2 separate regions of the Mus musculus genome follow, and region 2 is linked to region 1. A link is a loop called in an ENCODE intact Hi-C map of the cell type or tissue named here. Cell type or tissue: left cerebral cortex. All regions are shown on one strand.

The links. Peaks named below come from ENCODE experiments on the same cell type or tissue, not always from the same donor. Only the 100,000 strongest peaks of a DNase experiment are listed, where the experiment ranks them.
Region 2: a loop joins it to region 1, with 7 times the contacts of the local background. A loop is called at or near these places in 18 of 42 quality-filtered maps.

The regions. Positions count from the first base shown.
Region 1 is chr14:65,569,400-65,577,399 of GRCm38, reverse strand. All of the region lies in intron 7 of Elp3 (elongator acetyltransferase complex subunit 3), which reads left to right. Among named protein-coding and RNA genes, the nearest start is that of Elp3, 20 kb to the left of the region's middle. In left cerebral cortex, CTCF peaks have their summits at 3,799 (motif pointing right) and 5,936; DNase peaks (open chromatin) are centred at 4,223, 4,799, 5,006, 5,957 and 2 more places; H3K27ac peaks cover 902 bases.
Region 2 is chr14:65,327,172-65,335,171 of GRCm38, reverse strand. No RefSeq gene overlaps it. Among named protein-coding and RNA genes, the nearest start is that of Zfp395, 28 kb to the left of the region's middle. In left cerebral cortex, CTCF peaks have their summits at 3,118, 4,923 (motif pointing left), 5,594 and 7,033 (motif pointing left); DNase peaks (open chromatin) are centred at 3,076, 3,509 and 7,038; H3K4me3 peaks cover 787 bases; H3K27ac peaks cover 951 bases.

The DNA.
Region 1 (8,000 bases):
ACTGCTGTAAGAAACACTGGGACAAATGACTATTGCTTAAGCACCAAGTTATTTGTAATCGATCCTTAGCTATCAAGAACTTGCTGTTCAAGAATGGTCCCTGTCTTAGTCTGTTTGCACTGCACAAACAGAATACTCGAGCCTGGGTAATTTGAAATGAGCAGCTGTCCCATGCTATGTTTCTGGAGGTTGGGAAGTGCAGTATCATGGGTGCAGTGTTTGGCAAGAGCCTTCTGTCATCCCCTCATGGGGTATGATCAGAGGTCATGAAGCACCAGGGGGCCTCACTTTCATAAGAACGTTGTTCCATTCTCAAGGGCAGAGACCTCAGCCTGCCCACCCCTCAGAATTACTACTCAGCACTGTCACGTTGTCAGTTTTAATGTGGAGCTTGAAGGAGCAGGCAGCCACACCATAGCACGATTGTATACTCTTTCTGATTAATAAAAAAGAAGATAACTGTGAGCTTTGTTAGCTAGTGTGTCATACTTTTTATCAGGAGAGTGCTAAGGCTTCATATAAATGTCGGTAGTTATAGAAAGTTTTAAAATACTCTTGCTTTAAAAAATCTGAGGGTACCTGGGCAGCTACTTACACACATTTTAAATTATTAGTACAGTCCCACTAGATCCTATCTGCTTAGTTACCGTTCTATTGCAGTGAAGAACACCATGAGCAAGGCAACTCTTACAAAAGAAAGCATTTAACTGGGGGCTGACTTACAGTTTCGGAGGCTTAGTAAGTTATCAATGTGGCAGAGAGCATACGGCATGTAGGAATGCTGTAGGAGAAGTATCAGAGAGCTCCATCCTGATCCACAAGCACAGAGAGCCTGGCCCTGGTGTGGGCTTTTGAAACCTCAAAGCCCACCTTAGTAACACCCTTCCTCCAATAGGCCACGCCTCCTAAATCCTTCAAATCCTTTAAAAGGTATTCCACTCCCTGTTGACTAAGCATTCAGATAGATAAGTCCATGGGGGCTGTTCTTATTCAGACCACCGTGCCATCCATGCAGTTACAGGTCCTGGGCACAGCATATTGAGCAAGGTAGAACTGTCTGTGTCTTTGTGGCACTGTCCTTTTGTAGTTCAGTGTCTTACAAAGTAAAAGCTGTGATTTGAAGGGACTGCTGTGACAGAGACCTGCTGTAGGAAGAGGAGTCTGAGACTTGTGCAGAGGGCAGAGTGAGGGCACAAGAGGGGAAACAGCTCATGGCTTTCCACGGGCCACTGGATTATACTCCAGTGACCAAAGGTATGTCCTCAGGTGACATTGAAAGGCTGAACATGGGCCAGATGGTGTACCCTATCAAGGAGCTGAATTCATGTGAAATGCAGAAGTAAATTGTTTCAAGCCAAGGGCGTGGCAATATAATCTCATTAACAGGAGAGATCATTTGACTGCCTTCTGACTAATAGGTTAGAGTCTTACAAGAGGGAATGAGAAGCCCATGAGCGTCTTCATCACTGGCTCAGACAAGGGTGTTGGCAGAGGTGATGGAGAACAGGCTGGTTAGGGGAAGGAAAGCCAAGCATGACACCTGAGGAGTTGGGTGGGAATGTCGTATGCTAAGACAGAAAAGCCATAGGGTTTTTCAGCTTTAAGGGAGGAAATTTGGGTTTGTTATATTTTTAGTGTCCATGATGTGTGTAGAGATGACTGGTAGGTTCCAAAACCAGAAGTCTTGGCTACAGGTACACAATGGTGATTTTCAATCATAGGCAACATTCACAGGCCCCATGGAGGGATGATGCTATCTAGTGGGAGAATTTTTGCATCTCCAAGGTATGCTAAGACAAAAAGCAAAAGTTCAGAATTATACCACAGGTTCCATATGTATGTGTCCATCCATATCTGTGTGTTGTGGTCATCATGGGCCAACGTTAGCGCTGAGGAAGAAGAGTTGGGAGCAAAGAAGGCCTACAGTTGCTGTGTGTACAATGTCCATTGTGTTTCACTCCATACAGTAAGCCTTTGAGTGAACCGGCCAGATCACCTGTTTTACATGTAAGGCATCCAAGGCCCAGAGGGCCAAAGCAACTTGCCCAGACTTAACACAGGTACTTGATGGCAGGGTGGGAATAGAAGCCCCAAGCCACGTTCAGAGCCTGAACTTTGCTGTAATGCTAGAAATTGCTAGGTGGAAAAGTGTGTGTGTGTGTGTGTGTGTGTGTGTGTGTTGAAAGGCATCTAGTCTCTTTCTGACACCCTTAGCACTCAGACTTCGGCTTCTCTTTTTGTGACAGAGGAGGAGAATGTCATGCATCTGATTACAAGGTGGGTAAAATAGTGCCTCTGAGTCCTTTGTGTGGTGATAAGTAGGTCAGGTGTGGACTGAGGCTCAGGGCGGCTTTGTTACCTATAGCTAAAGCCTGAATAAACACTAGAATGGTCTTTGAGTGGTCAGTTTATATCATCAAAGGTGACCAGGAGTGACCTTGGTAGGGTTACCTCCTGCAATCGAGGTCATGCCTCTCTGTGTGTCTCTTCCCCGGTTGCTTTCCTTTGGGTCTGTGAATTGAAGACATTTCATAGATTTAAATAAATGTCAATAGCTTGAGGAGCAGCATAAAGGATTTATCTTCTGGAACGACGTGTGGTGAGCAAGTAGTTTTGTTTGACTGAGAAATGACAGGTAAATTTTCTGTTTCCGAGTCTAGACTTAAGGGTGTGTGACTTGTTCCCACAGGGACCTCAGTAACTAGAGGAGATGGCATCTATTTTTACTGTCCATTCAAACCCTGATCATTCATGAGTGTGAGTCATGCTTAGTAAAGCTCTGAAGTTTCCAAACTCAAGAGGAGAAATGATGGAACCCAGCTCACTCCTCTTCGTACTCTCGGGTCAAATTATATCTCAGATAAAGTATGATTCGGGGGAAGTAGCCATCATTGCAGCTCCAGCAACTCAGGGTTTCCAGATGACTTCCTTCACCCCTAAAAGCCCTAACAGTATTCTCTTCAATACCATTGACTCCCTTCCTCTTAAGAATGAGCCTGAGGTTGTCCTCTGGCTTCCTCACATATGTGTACACTCACCTGCACACACACACACACACACACACACACACACACACACGCACGGCATGCATGCACACAACATTGTAAATGTAGCTGGTTTATCCATGCCATGTGCCTGTAATCCCAGCCCTTCTGCTGTGGGCCAGGAGTGGTAATAGTCACATGGAAGCTCAAGGGCCAGCGAGCCTCGAGTGTGCGGCTCAGCAGCACGGATTGGAGGGCCATTGCCACAGCACAGTAGAAAGAGAACTGAAAGCTGTTTTGACTCCACACAAGAACCATAGCATGCACGTGTTCACACACAATAACAAATTTAAAAACAAGTGAAAGATTTTCAAATAATTTAGGTAAGGAAATCTTCCCAAGCTTGTGTACTTATAGACAGACCCCTTTTCTCAACACAGGTTTCATATGTCATACGTTGAAGGGGTGTGTGTGTTTATATATATGGAGTTCAGCTGTAGCTATCTTGAGCATACCTCCCCTGTAAGTTTGCTCTGAGCTTTTTTGTGTGTGGTTTGAGCCCTGGGCACCTATGGAGCAGACCAACTGAGCAGATGTAGAGTTTCTGGGATACAGTTTTCAGATTGTCATCAATTCAGATGTCAGCAGTCTAGCTTCAGTTCTGATGCTCCGTAGTATTTGACCATAAGTCATCTATTTTTGTTAGAACTCACTTGATTCGGATCACGATGTGTTTGTCCAAAAAAGTCCTTAAGGGAAGAAAGTGTCTTCTGCAGATGTCTAGCCAGGGCCAGCGTGGGCTTGTTTTTGTTCTTTGCCTCAAGAGGGCACTCTGCTTTTAGTTTAAAAAATGTTTCTCTGGCTTGAGACTTCATTGCAGCAAATCTTATGAATAGAAGTGCGAGCCAGCGCAACATGGGCTCAGTTGCAGCCCACTCGGCTGCTGTCCTGCTCTCTCCTGCTCTCTGTACTTTGTGAGGCAATATGAAAAATGCCGATTTGTGAGTTTTTGCTTGCTTTATTGAGGTAAATTCTTCATATGACTCCCTATAATAAAGTGTTCAGGGGAAATTTTATGTTATTTGAAGTAGTAGTTTCTGAACTAAACTAGGAACAAAATTATTTTCAAATGTTAGCATCGTTGTGAATTAAAGAGCAGCCCGGGAAAACTGGTTTTGGTCTGGTGTGTTCTTTTCAGAATGTGTAGGCAGCCTTCCTGTCTGTTATTTTGTGAAAAGATGTTTGGAAAAATAGATGTTTTCCAGAAGAGCCACCCTCCCTCTGATGGAAGCTGGTTCACTGCAGAGCCCTGGCAGGTGTCTCGTTCTTCCCACGCAGCTGTGGCGCTGACACTCATTTTCTCAGGACAATTGGATGTTTTTCAAAGGGCCATTTTAAACTAGGCTTACAGCTCCTTGAGGTGGCAGGTGAGCCACCAGTGTTGAAGGTTAAACATCCTTAGGGCCACACTTCAATGAGCTCAGCTGTCCCTCCTTGGTCTTCCTGTGTCTAACCCAAGTGATTAAAGGTTTGTTTTGTTCTTTTTACTTAAAAGTTTAGGACTAGATTTTAAACCAGCGTGAGCCTGGTTATTGTGGCCTGTTGATAGCAGGAAGTCTGTGAAATCATTGCAGGCAGAAAGTGAAGGAACACAAGCCTGCTCAAGGACAACGCAGGCCTGGCCACTGTGAAGGCTGGTGAATGAACCCAGTGCGGATCACTCAGCCCATCAGCTAGACTGAGCATTTTTGGGTCTCCAGAGAGTGCCAATTACTGATGACTGTCATCCCCTAAAAACTATCACTTTGGAGAAAGACCACAGTGGGACCTGAGTCACCCATTCACCAGAGTGCGACTGTTGCCAGATAACTCAGAGCAAGCTCCTAATGGAGTTTTATTCCTTTTTAATCAGCTCTGCCCAGAAGCAGTTTTGTATTCAGTGCTCCTTGGCTGTTTTCAAGAGGTGCAATTTAAAAGGGTAGTTACCCTTCAAGGAGGCATGAGTCACACCTTTCCCTGTGGAGTTTTAAACTCATTTCCGTTCCTTCCTTTTCCCCCGCCTCATCAGTGCCTTTAGATCCTCTATGTCCTTACACATCCTGGGAGAGCTAGGTTGCTAGGTAATGCTGGGTACCGAATGCCAAAGTTAATTCCATCAAAAAGAAAGCAAAGAGAAGCCATCAGAGGTCTGGAAGCAACTGGCAACTTCCATGGTCTTCCCCACATGCACTGCCATGCGATGTATAAACTGGCATTCAGCTTGGTGTTTTTTCCCTTGATTCGCTTGGACAGACCTGTGTAACAGAACACTGTTGAGATTCAGAACATGGGAAGTTGTAGTGTAGTTCCAACAACCAGGAGGCAGAAGCAGAAGGATCTCAGATGTGAGGCCAACCTGGGCTTCTTAGCAAGGCCGTGTGAAAGCAGATAAATAATGGAGAGGATTTCTGTCACCAGAGTTACTTTCTTTTCCTCCAGAAAATCCTCACTTTTGCTTCCCAGAATCAGCAATTCTGGTTTTTACGGGTTTTTTTCACCCACCATACATGGATTAAACCCGTTGTAGAACTTCACATACTGTTAATCATCTGGTCTCCTGTGGAGGGGTTCTTTCGCTGACTGTTGCTTGAGGTTCACCAGGGTTGTTAGGTGAGTCCATGGTTGCCCATTTTTAATGCTAAGCAGTATTCTGCTGGGTACACAGACCACAGTTGGGGTGGACCACAGTTTGTGTATCCATCCTTCTGCCTGTGGACATGGGCTGCTTGCAGCTTGTTAGTAATACAACTCCGACCATTTTGGTACAAGAATTTTTATGGTCAAATGTATGAATGCTCTTGGGTAGTAAGGAGAATTGCTAGGCTTGTTAGTGTTTCATGAGAAAGGCCAGCCATTTTTCTGGAATGGGTGTGCTGTTGGTACTCCTGGCACTCATGGGCGAGCGCTTGGTGGTGCTGCATCTCTACCAGTGCATGCTGCTGTCAGTCCTTTTAATTTTAGCCATTCTGGTGGGTGTGTAATGGCATCTATTGTGGGTTTAATTTGCATTTTCCTGATGACTAATGTCATTGAACACTGAGTGTATGCTTGCGCTGTCTGATTGTATTTCCTTTGTGAAGGGTTTAATCTTTTTCTGTTTTTGTTGTTGTTGTTGGGCTGTTACATGTCCTTGGTTTGAGAACCCGGTCTGTACCTTGACTATTCTATTGATGATGTCTTGGGGCAGAATTAAGATGATCAATCTTTTTCTTCCTTACCACTGTTTTCTGTATTGTAACTAATAAACCATCTCATATTCTCAGGGCACGAGGTTACTCACCCGTGTTGTCTTCTAATTAAAATTTCAGTTTTTACATTTAGCTTTCTGATCCCCTTTGAATTAGTTTTTTTGTATACTGTGAGGTAGGAGTCAAGGCACCCCCCCCTTCCACCCCCAGTATGGAGACTGAATTGTTTCTTTAAAAACTCACCTTTCTCATTTCTCATGGGCCACACAGTGCAATGTTGTTGTCTGTTTCGGTTTGTAGACCAGTAAATATCATATTATTTTGAGCACTGTAGCTTTTTAGTGTGTCTTAAAGACAAATAATATACGTCTTCTAACTTGTAATTGATTTGTAAAGCTGCTGTAGGTAGTCTGAGCCCTTTGCACATCTTTGTAAAATTGAGAACTAACTGTTGCTGGCAGCTTATCTTACAAAGTGTGAAAGCGTTAGGATATTTTTAAATGACAGATAGGGCACAAACTCTGGGAAGAGAGCTGACTGTGGTCATCGGAAGCATGGCCTGGCTCCTGGTTTATTTAGACTTCCTTTACTTTTTATCAGCCATCTTCTGTGAAGGTATTTATTGGTTTTACTTTTTATGATTTATTATTTTATTTGTATTTTAGTCTATGTGCCTGCATTTATGTATGTGCATGTGTATGCAGAAGCCAGAAGGACATGTCAGCTCTTCTGAAACTGGATTAAGGGGTGTTAGGAATGAACTCGGGTCCTCTGGGAGAGCAGTATGTGCTTGTAACTGTGACACATATTTCTGTCCCCGGGGCTATTCTTCTCTGATTACTTAAGTTGTAAAACCTTGGCCACCATTTTTCTTTTCTAATAAAAATATTCAAAGTAGTAAGTTTCTTTTTAGGCTCCTTTTTTCTTTCTTTCTTTTTTGAGATAGAGTCTCACTATTTAGACCAGCCTGGCCTTGAACTCAGAGAACAACCTGCCCAGATTCTGGACATTTCTATATGCAAATGCTGTACATTTTCACGTCTTACATTTTAAGTTATTATCATATCATATTTTAATTATTCAGTGTCAAGTTTTCCCTATTACCTTTTCTATTTCTTTTTCAATTCCAGGGATTGTATAAAAATTGTTTAATTTCTGCATTTCAGAACAGTGAGTTTTTGTTTGATATCTTAGTGATTTCTGATTTTATTTCATTTTGTTCAGAGCGTCTATTCAGTTCACCTTCAGTTTTGGTTTTGTTGTCTTTGTTTAGTTAGTAGAGACTTGTTTTATGGCCAGTGTAAGTGCTCTTGATGAGTATGATATGTGCAAAGGAAGTAAATTCTGCTGTGTCTGGTGCCTGTACAACTCAGCTGAGTGAGTGAGAGAACAGCTCAGATGGTATGTGAGTGAGCTGTGCAACACTATAGCACCTGACATAGTTAGCTGAGACAGAGAAAGTCTGCTGTCTTTCCTCACAGTTTTGGAGGGTCCAGGCTATATTTTTAGAATGTGATAGGAAGATTATGGCAGAACAAACCTGCCACTTCATGATGGACTTGAAAGGCAAAGGGAGAGAGATAGATCACTCAGCCCTTCATGGGCAGCCCTTGGTGACATAACAGCCTCCACTAGTCTCTATTTGATATTAGTTCTGCCATAGAGCCTCATGTGCTTCCTGCCAACCCTGTATGCCTTTCCATTTATTTGCTTTCCAGCCTTATATGCCTTTATAGAGCAAGTGGATTCCTTGTAGGCAGAAACCTACAATACTTGTCGGGAAGGGAAT
Region 2 (8,000 bases), 240 kb after region 1:
GAGACTCATCCCTTCCACTGAAGCAGAGAGAAGAAACTGACACATGCTGTCAGTGACAAGATGGTAGGCAACTGTCCCCACCAGCCTCAATTTCTATACCTGTAAAGTGAAGGTCAATGTCCCTGCCACCTTTGGTAGGACCTCATTATTGACCAAGAACGGTGCCCAGGAGAGTGGTTTAGTGCAATGTTAACTCAGCATGCTGGCACACTCTTAGGATGCCAGCTTTAAGGAAACTGAGATAGAAGGATTTTATGAGTTCCAGGCCAACCTGGGCAACATAGAACTTGGCTAAGCAGAAACACATAGCAGGATCCTGTCTCAAGAAATGGAAACAGCCAAAACAACAACAAAAACATACCCCCAAAAGCATAAAAAAACCAGACATCCTCTAAAAAACAAAAAACAAAAATCTTCACAGCAATACTGCATCTTCAGGGTGTCCCTTTGCTCACTCGGATTTGGAGAACAAATTCTGGACCATGAGTTTCTCCTTTTTTTTTTTTTTTTTTTGGTTTTCCAAGACAGGATTTCTCTGTGTAGCCCTGGCTGTCCTGGAACTCACTTTGTAGACCAGGCTGGCCTCAAATTCAGAAATCTGCCTGCCTCTGCCTCCCGAGTGCTGAGATTAAAAGCGTGCACAACCACGGCCCAGCGACCATGATGTTCACTGGGCCCGCACCAAGTGGCAGCCGCAGACTGACTCCCCATTTTGAGACAGACTTTCATAATGTAGCTCAGGCTGTCCTTGAACTTGTGATCCTTTTGTCTTGACTTTCCCAGTGTTGGGATTATAGGTCTGAGCCAGCACATGGCTCTAAAGGACTCTGTTATTACTTTTGTTCCTGTTTCTTTTTTTTTTTTCTTTTAAGGTTTATTTTATATGAGTACACTGTAGCTGTCTTCAGATGCACCAGAAGAGGGTGTCACATCCCATTACAGATGGTTGTGAGCCACCATGTGTGTGGTTGCTGGGAATTGAACTCAGGACCTCTGGAATAGCAGCTAGTGCTCTTAACCACTGAGCCATCTCTCCAGCCCCCCTGATCCTTTTTTTTTTTTTGAGGGGGGGTTGTTTTGTTTTGTTACAGAGAGACAGTGTTTCTCTGTGTAACCCCAGCTGTCCTGGAACTCACTCAGAGACCAGGCTGGTCTTGAACTCAGAAATCCGTCTGCCTCTGCCTCCCAAGTGCTCAGATTAAAGGCGTGCACTACCACTGCCCAGCCTGATCCTATTTTTTTGAGACAAGTTCTCTCATAGCCCTGAAGCTCTACATAGTCCAGGCTGATCTCAAACTCAGGAGTTTGATCCTGCCAGCTGAGTACTGGGACTTCAGGCTGTGCCACAAAGGGACACCTGGCTCCAAGGGACTCTTAATAAGATAATTATTATGATTATTCAACATGTTGTCTTTGACTTCGTTTTGAGCCTGACCCCATGGGAGCTGCTGAAACTATTAGCCCAGCTTGCTGAGTCTACTGGGAACCTGGGAGGGAGTCTAACTGGAATCAAGGCCTACACTTGGGGGCCCTGGGGAAACACTGTATACTGTCTCCCTCTTGGGCTCTTCAAAGTACTGATTTAGTGATACAATTCTGACGCTTAAGGAGAATAGACAATGTCTGGAAAACTGAAAAATAAGAACTGGTCAAAGGTCACCGTAGTCAGACCACAGGAGTTTAAATGTTTTTTTTTGTTTGTTTTTGTTTTTCCTTTTTTGTTTCTTTCTTTTTTTTTAATGAGGCAAAGAAGGAAATGTTTGGGACCTACAAAAAGCCTGGTATCCACAGCAACACAGCTAAGCAGTCAAGGGACAGTAAATCCACTGAGTCTTTCTGCACAATGTTAGCATAGAACCATTACCCATATTTTAGGATGTGTTTAAAGAAATGGAAGATGTGAGAGCGGTAAGCACAAAAAAGCAAAGCTAGGTGTGAACTGGCTGGTGCTTGTGAGCCCAGTACTTAGAAAATTGAGGCAGGAGAATTACTCCAAAGTCAGGGGAGAGGAGGGTCTCCAGATGTCTCAGCTAGAAGAGGTGCTTGCCCCCAAGCCTGATCAAGCTGAGTCTTGGCTAAAAGGGGATCAACTCCTGAAAGTTACCTATCACCTCCGCACAAGCCACCCCTCCATTGACAAATTAATCAAAAATAGTTTAAAAGCAAGATAGTAAATGATTTATGCAGAATTATCAGGCTTGTAAAGAAAACAAGACATGTCAAAACATGAAACATTCCAGTATATGAAGAATTTGATTTGGGGCTGTAGGATTCTGAGTGCTTTATTTAGGGAGGAATCTAATTATTTACACATTTTCGTGTTTGCCAGTTTATACTGGTAAGCCATTACTTTTTTTTTTTTTTTTTTTTGGCTTTTCGAGACAGGATTTCTCTGTATAGCCCTGGCTGTCCTGAAACTCACTTCGTAGACCAGGCTGGCCTCGAACTCAGAAATCCGCCCACCTGCCTCTGCCTCCCGAGTGCTGGGTTTAAAGGCGTGCGCCACCACGCCCTGCTATCTATTACTTTCTAAGGTGGTGGTCAAGGTTGAAAGTGTTCCCAAACCTGCTTCCTTTCCAGTTCACTGAATCAGGAGAATTTTTTTCCAGGGCCCATCTTAAATTGCTTAAGACCTTTAGGCACACAGACCCTTTGGGGCTGCAGTTGAAGAAGTGGTGGGATTCAGGGGAGGCAGGCGGGGTCACGCGAGTCTCTAGCGTTCCTCTGCACACAGTGGACCAAAGATTCTCCTACTTCCACTGGCTGGGGTCGATGACCCCCGGCAGCGCGAGGCCAGCAGTGTGAGGTCCTGCATTGAGCTGCAGCCAATGTGAGGCAGGCTTCGCACCCCCCCCCCCAACCCCTACTCCCCCACCTCAAGCTTCGGCCAAGCTTGCAACACGATCGCCCCATCATGATCACCTCAAACGGAGCCTCCTGGAGGCCCCTCCCTGCCAGGCTAGCCTTAGCGCGCCGGAGGCGGGCGCGCAGCGCGGACGTGCCCGGGTCCACGGAGGCCCCTACGCTGCTCCGGGCCCGCCCTGCCGGGGGACATCGGGCCAACACAGGGCCTCAGAGGCGGCCTTGCCACGACTGTGGCGCCTCCCTGTGCCCACAGGCGGGCGACTGTGCGGACCGCCAGGGACACCCAGGCCACCAGAACCCAATCGCCCAAGGCGGCCTTGGGGCTGGGCACCACGCCAGGTTTCCTTCCGTGCTTTGCTTTTCCTGGGCTGCCCCACCCCTCACCCCACCCCCCTTGCCTGGCCAGTTTCTATCTTCACTCTGTTTTCAGCCCAAGGCCAAACCTTCCTTCTGAAGGCCTTGAACCCATCCTTCACTTCTATCACCGGCTCTTGCTAGAACATTCAGCGCCATCCCACTGAGCTATCCTCTCAGCGCCAGTAAGAAACATTCCCAGACCAAGAGTAGTCCACACTATGCCTTCACCCTGGGCCGACTGGGCAACTTGTAGGGTCCTCTGTGCAAAATGCAAGGCAAGGGCCTCTTGCTCAGAACCTGAGTTCTTTGCAGGAGACCGCACAACATGGACCCAATCCCAGAATCCTCCAAGGCTGGGGCGCTGCCACCTGTCTCTGAGCCAGCAAGTCAGCCTTGCCAGTATGTTTTCCACCTTCAAGTGGGTATTAGTGAAAGCAGGGTATGAGGGACAAATGTTCTCTCTATTGTGCCTCATTTCTGGAGTCAAAGGTCCTTTCTTCACCTGTCCCTGAAGCATTGACAAGGCTCACTCTGCCCTGATTCATAAAAACCCTTTTCCTGGCCGCAGAGGTGTGTGTGTGTGTCCATCAGCGTACCCCTGTGCCCACAGAAAGGGGCTGCCTCAGTGGAAAAGGCTTCTTGCCATCAAACCTGAACACCTGCTGTGGAGGTCTGCTGTGGGACTTGACTTTCTTCTACAAAATGGGTTGAACGCAGGCCCTCAGGCATGGCCTCAAGTGCTAGGATCCCATGGCTGTACATATATTAAGCCAATGTGCTAGAACTGAGCTATGTATCCCTCAAATGTCTGCCTTCCCTCCTCTTCCCCCTTTCTCCACCCTCTTCCTCCTTCCTTTCCTTTCTTCTTTGAGCAAAAAAGTAGACAGAGCCCGGAGCTCTTTTAATTATAAGATGCTTTGTAAATATACAGGTACCAGTAAGGCCAGTCTCTCTACCACCTTTCAAATTATTTCAGTAGTTACTTGTTCGTTTGTGTGGGTTGGTGGGTGGGTGGGTGGGTGGGGACAGGGGGTGACTTTACCCTGGAGAAACCTGACAGACACAATCTTAGTCAAATCATGGAAACCACAGGTCTTGAGATGAGTGGACTCTGTGTGTTGCCTGGGAGGACACAGTAAGAAATGGTGGTGTAAACACTGTGACACTTCAGTCTCAAAGAAGGAAGCCTGGGTCTAACCACAAAGAAATACTGAACAACTCCGAACTGAAGATAGCCTGCAAAACCAAGAAATCAAGGCTGTGAACACAGAGGTAACTGGAGGAACTGCTCGAGATTGACACAGATGATAACAGAGTCAACCTGTGACCTCTACAGAGAGCTTTACTGAGACCATAGGCAACTCTTGAAAGGTATGACTAGAGTCACAGCACCCGGGGAGCAGAGGCAGGAAGAACAGGAGCTCGAGGGCCACCTCAGGGATGTATCAGGCCAGACTAGGCTTAGGGACAAGCAAGCAAACAACAGCAATAAAACAAAACAAAACAAAACAAAACAAAAACAAAACCACAAATCAAACAAACAAACAAAAATGCTGAATAGGCTCAGGGGCTGGAGAGATGGCTCAGTGGTTAAGTGCACTGACTGCCCTTGCATAGGACCTGTGTTTGGTTCCCAGCACCCACACAACAGCTCACCAACATTTGCAAATCCAGTTTCAGAGGATCCGGTGCCATCTTCTGGCCCTTGTGGGCACAGCACCCATGTGGTGCACATGCCAAACACTCATACACATAAAATTAAAACAAATCCTTCAAAAAAACTTTTCACCATCACAAACTCTCTTCCTCAACAGCTTTTCCTCTAGCTCATGTCAGTAAAGAACAGTGCCCCGGTCACCCAAGCTTAAACACCCAAGGGTGGGCTTTCATGCTTCTCTGGCCCCACTCACTCCTGCCCTTGAATCCTGGTTTTGTAAAATCTCTCTCATAAAGCCCACTTCTCTTTCTCTCTTTCTCTCTTTTTCTCTTTCTCTCTTTCTTTCTTTCTTTCTTTCTTTCTTTCTTTCTTTCTTTCTTTCTTTCTTTCTTTCTTTCTTTCTTATTTATTCATTTATTAGATTTTTTCTTTATATACATTTCAAATGCTATCCCGAAAGTTCCCTATACCCTCCCTCCGCCCTGCTCCCCTACTCACTGATTCCCGCTTCTTGGCCCTGGCATTCCCCTGTATTGGGGCATATAAAGTTTGCAACACCAGGGGGCCTCTCTTCCCAGTGATGGCCAACTAGGCCATCTTCTGCTACATATGCAGCTAGAGACACGAGCTCTGGGGGTACTGGTTAGTTCATATTGTTGTTCCACCTATAGGGTTGCAGACCCCTTCAGCTCCTTGGGTGCATTCTCTAGCTTCTCCACTGGAGGCCCTGTGTTCTATCTTATAGACTGTGAGCATCTACTTCTGTATTTGCCAGGCATTGGCATAGCCTCATACAAGACAGCTATAACAGGGTCCCTTCAGCAAAATCTTTCTGGCATTGTGCAATAGTGTCTGGGTATATATCCACTTTTCTAATTAAACCTCTAAACTTTTAAAAAAGGGATTCAGCCTAGCTCATATAATTGCTTGTAGGAGGGTCTATAAAAGGAAAGTGTACACGTTGTGTAGATACAAGGTCTGATTACTGCATTTCCAGCTCAGATTACAGCTATTCACCACTGTGATCTCCTAGTTAGTGTTCTCAGCACCCACCATCAACCTGTCCTGTATCCAGTTACCAGAGTCATCTGTTTAAAAGCTCTCGCTCATCCTTTGGGGACCTTAACTTCCCGTGGTCCATGCCCGGACTTAATCTGTGATCGAGGCGGTCTGTCCTCATATCAAATGATTACAAATTGTGTCCTCATTTCCCAGAAAAAGGAAAAGTTAGAGGATCAAACTTGCTGGGTTTGAAAATGACCCTCCCCCTTCTTGTTTTTCCCCCAGTAGTGAGCGTCCACCCTGGGATCTGCTAGCATTCTTGGACTATAACACAGATGAGCCAACAGCACATCAATAGTAAATATTTGGTGATAGCAGATGAGGCTTGGTTTCCTTCTGGGCATGTGTTAGCAGTTGTGATTTTTGTAATTCATGTCAATTATATGGTCAGTTTCCTTCTTGAAAAGTATTCCTGCTTTTTTGTTTGTTTCTTTTTAAAGATGAAATGAAACATATCGAAATCTCATCAGGAACGAATTACAGGAAACACATGCCAAATGAACACCAGAACCAAGTATCCAGGGCTTCACCAACTCATCCCTACCTCCACTCCCCCTGACTTCAGAGTTATTCAATCCCTGTTCGTGTTTGCTGATGGCAGGGGGTTGTTTGCGTTTGCTGGGATACAGGCTTACTATGTAGCCCTTGCTGGTCTGGAACTCTTTATATAGACCATGCTGGACTTATTAAAAATATAAATGCTGGGCTGGAGAGATGGCTCAGTGGTTAAGAGCACTGACTGCTCTTCCAGAGGTCTTGAGTTCAATTCCCAGCAACCATATGGTGGCTCACAACCATCTGTAATGGGATCCTATGTCTTCTTCTGGTGTGATTGAAGATGGAGCACTCATATACATAAATTAATTAAACTTTAAAAAAAAATCCTAGCACTAAAAAAGTAATTTAAGTGAAACAAAAGACTTGAAGTGAATTAATGAGCGTTTCTCGAAGGTGTACACGTACACCCAGAACTCTGAAAAAGCTGGTGAACCGTGCTCAAAGCAAATGAGTGACAAACTTTGGAAGACCCAGGAGATCAGGACGGGAGCTGCTGTCTAGACTTAGAAAAGAGGGGAAGTAGCGCCCTCTAGCGTCCATTCTCTGCTGGAGCCCGGGACTAACGAAGCCAGCTGAGAAATGCGAATTTCTTAACATTCTGATGACAGCATTACTGTCAAACACCAGTCATGTGCCTGCTTAATAAAAGAAATATGGAAACATGTGGAGAATCTGGGATCCTGTGAAGAATTCCATCCTAGAGGGTGGGTAGTTGAGATTTATGACTACAACTGAAGATGGACAGAGAGAAATGGGAGGAAGACCACAAACAGAAGAATCAAAACTGGAAAGGACAGACATCAAAATTCACGTGGGAATGGAAACGTGTGTGGTTTAAACATTTGAGACGACACTGGGCTTTATCTGAAGGCTCCAGTTTCATCTTTTTTTTTTTTTTTTATGTCTCTTTAAGAGATTCTGGGCATAGCGTGGTGGCGCACACCTTTAATCCCAACACTTGGGAGGCAGAGACAGGCGAATTTCTGAGTTCGAGGCCAGCCTGGTCTACAAAGTGAGTTCCAGGACAGCCAGTGCTATACAGAGAAACCCTGTCTCGAAAAACAAAAAAAAAACAAAAACAAAAACAAAACAAACCAAAAAAAACCAAAAAACACAAAACCCAACAACAACAAAAGAATTAGAAAAGAGAAAAAAGAAAAAAAGAAAAAATTTAAAATATAAAAAAGAAAAGGAAGAAATTATCTGATAATCCGAAATTTATTTATTTATTTGTTTGTTTTGAGACGGTCTCACTAAGTAACTCTGACTGTCCTAGAATTCACTATGTAGGCCAGGCTGGTAGAGATCTCATGCTGGGACTAAAGGTGTATGCCACTATGCCCAGCTAATTCCAGTTCTTGACAGCAGTCTTCAGCCGCTCTCTGAAAGCCCATGGGAACACCAGATCTAATCCTTCCCACTCCCTGCCACCTTCTCTGCCCTCTAGGCTGTGGGGAGAAATGGGAGGATTTCCAGGCCAAATACTGAATGAGGAGGCCGT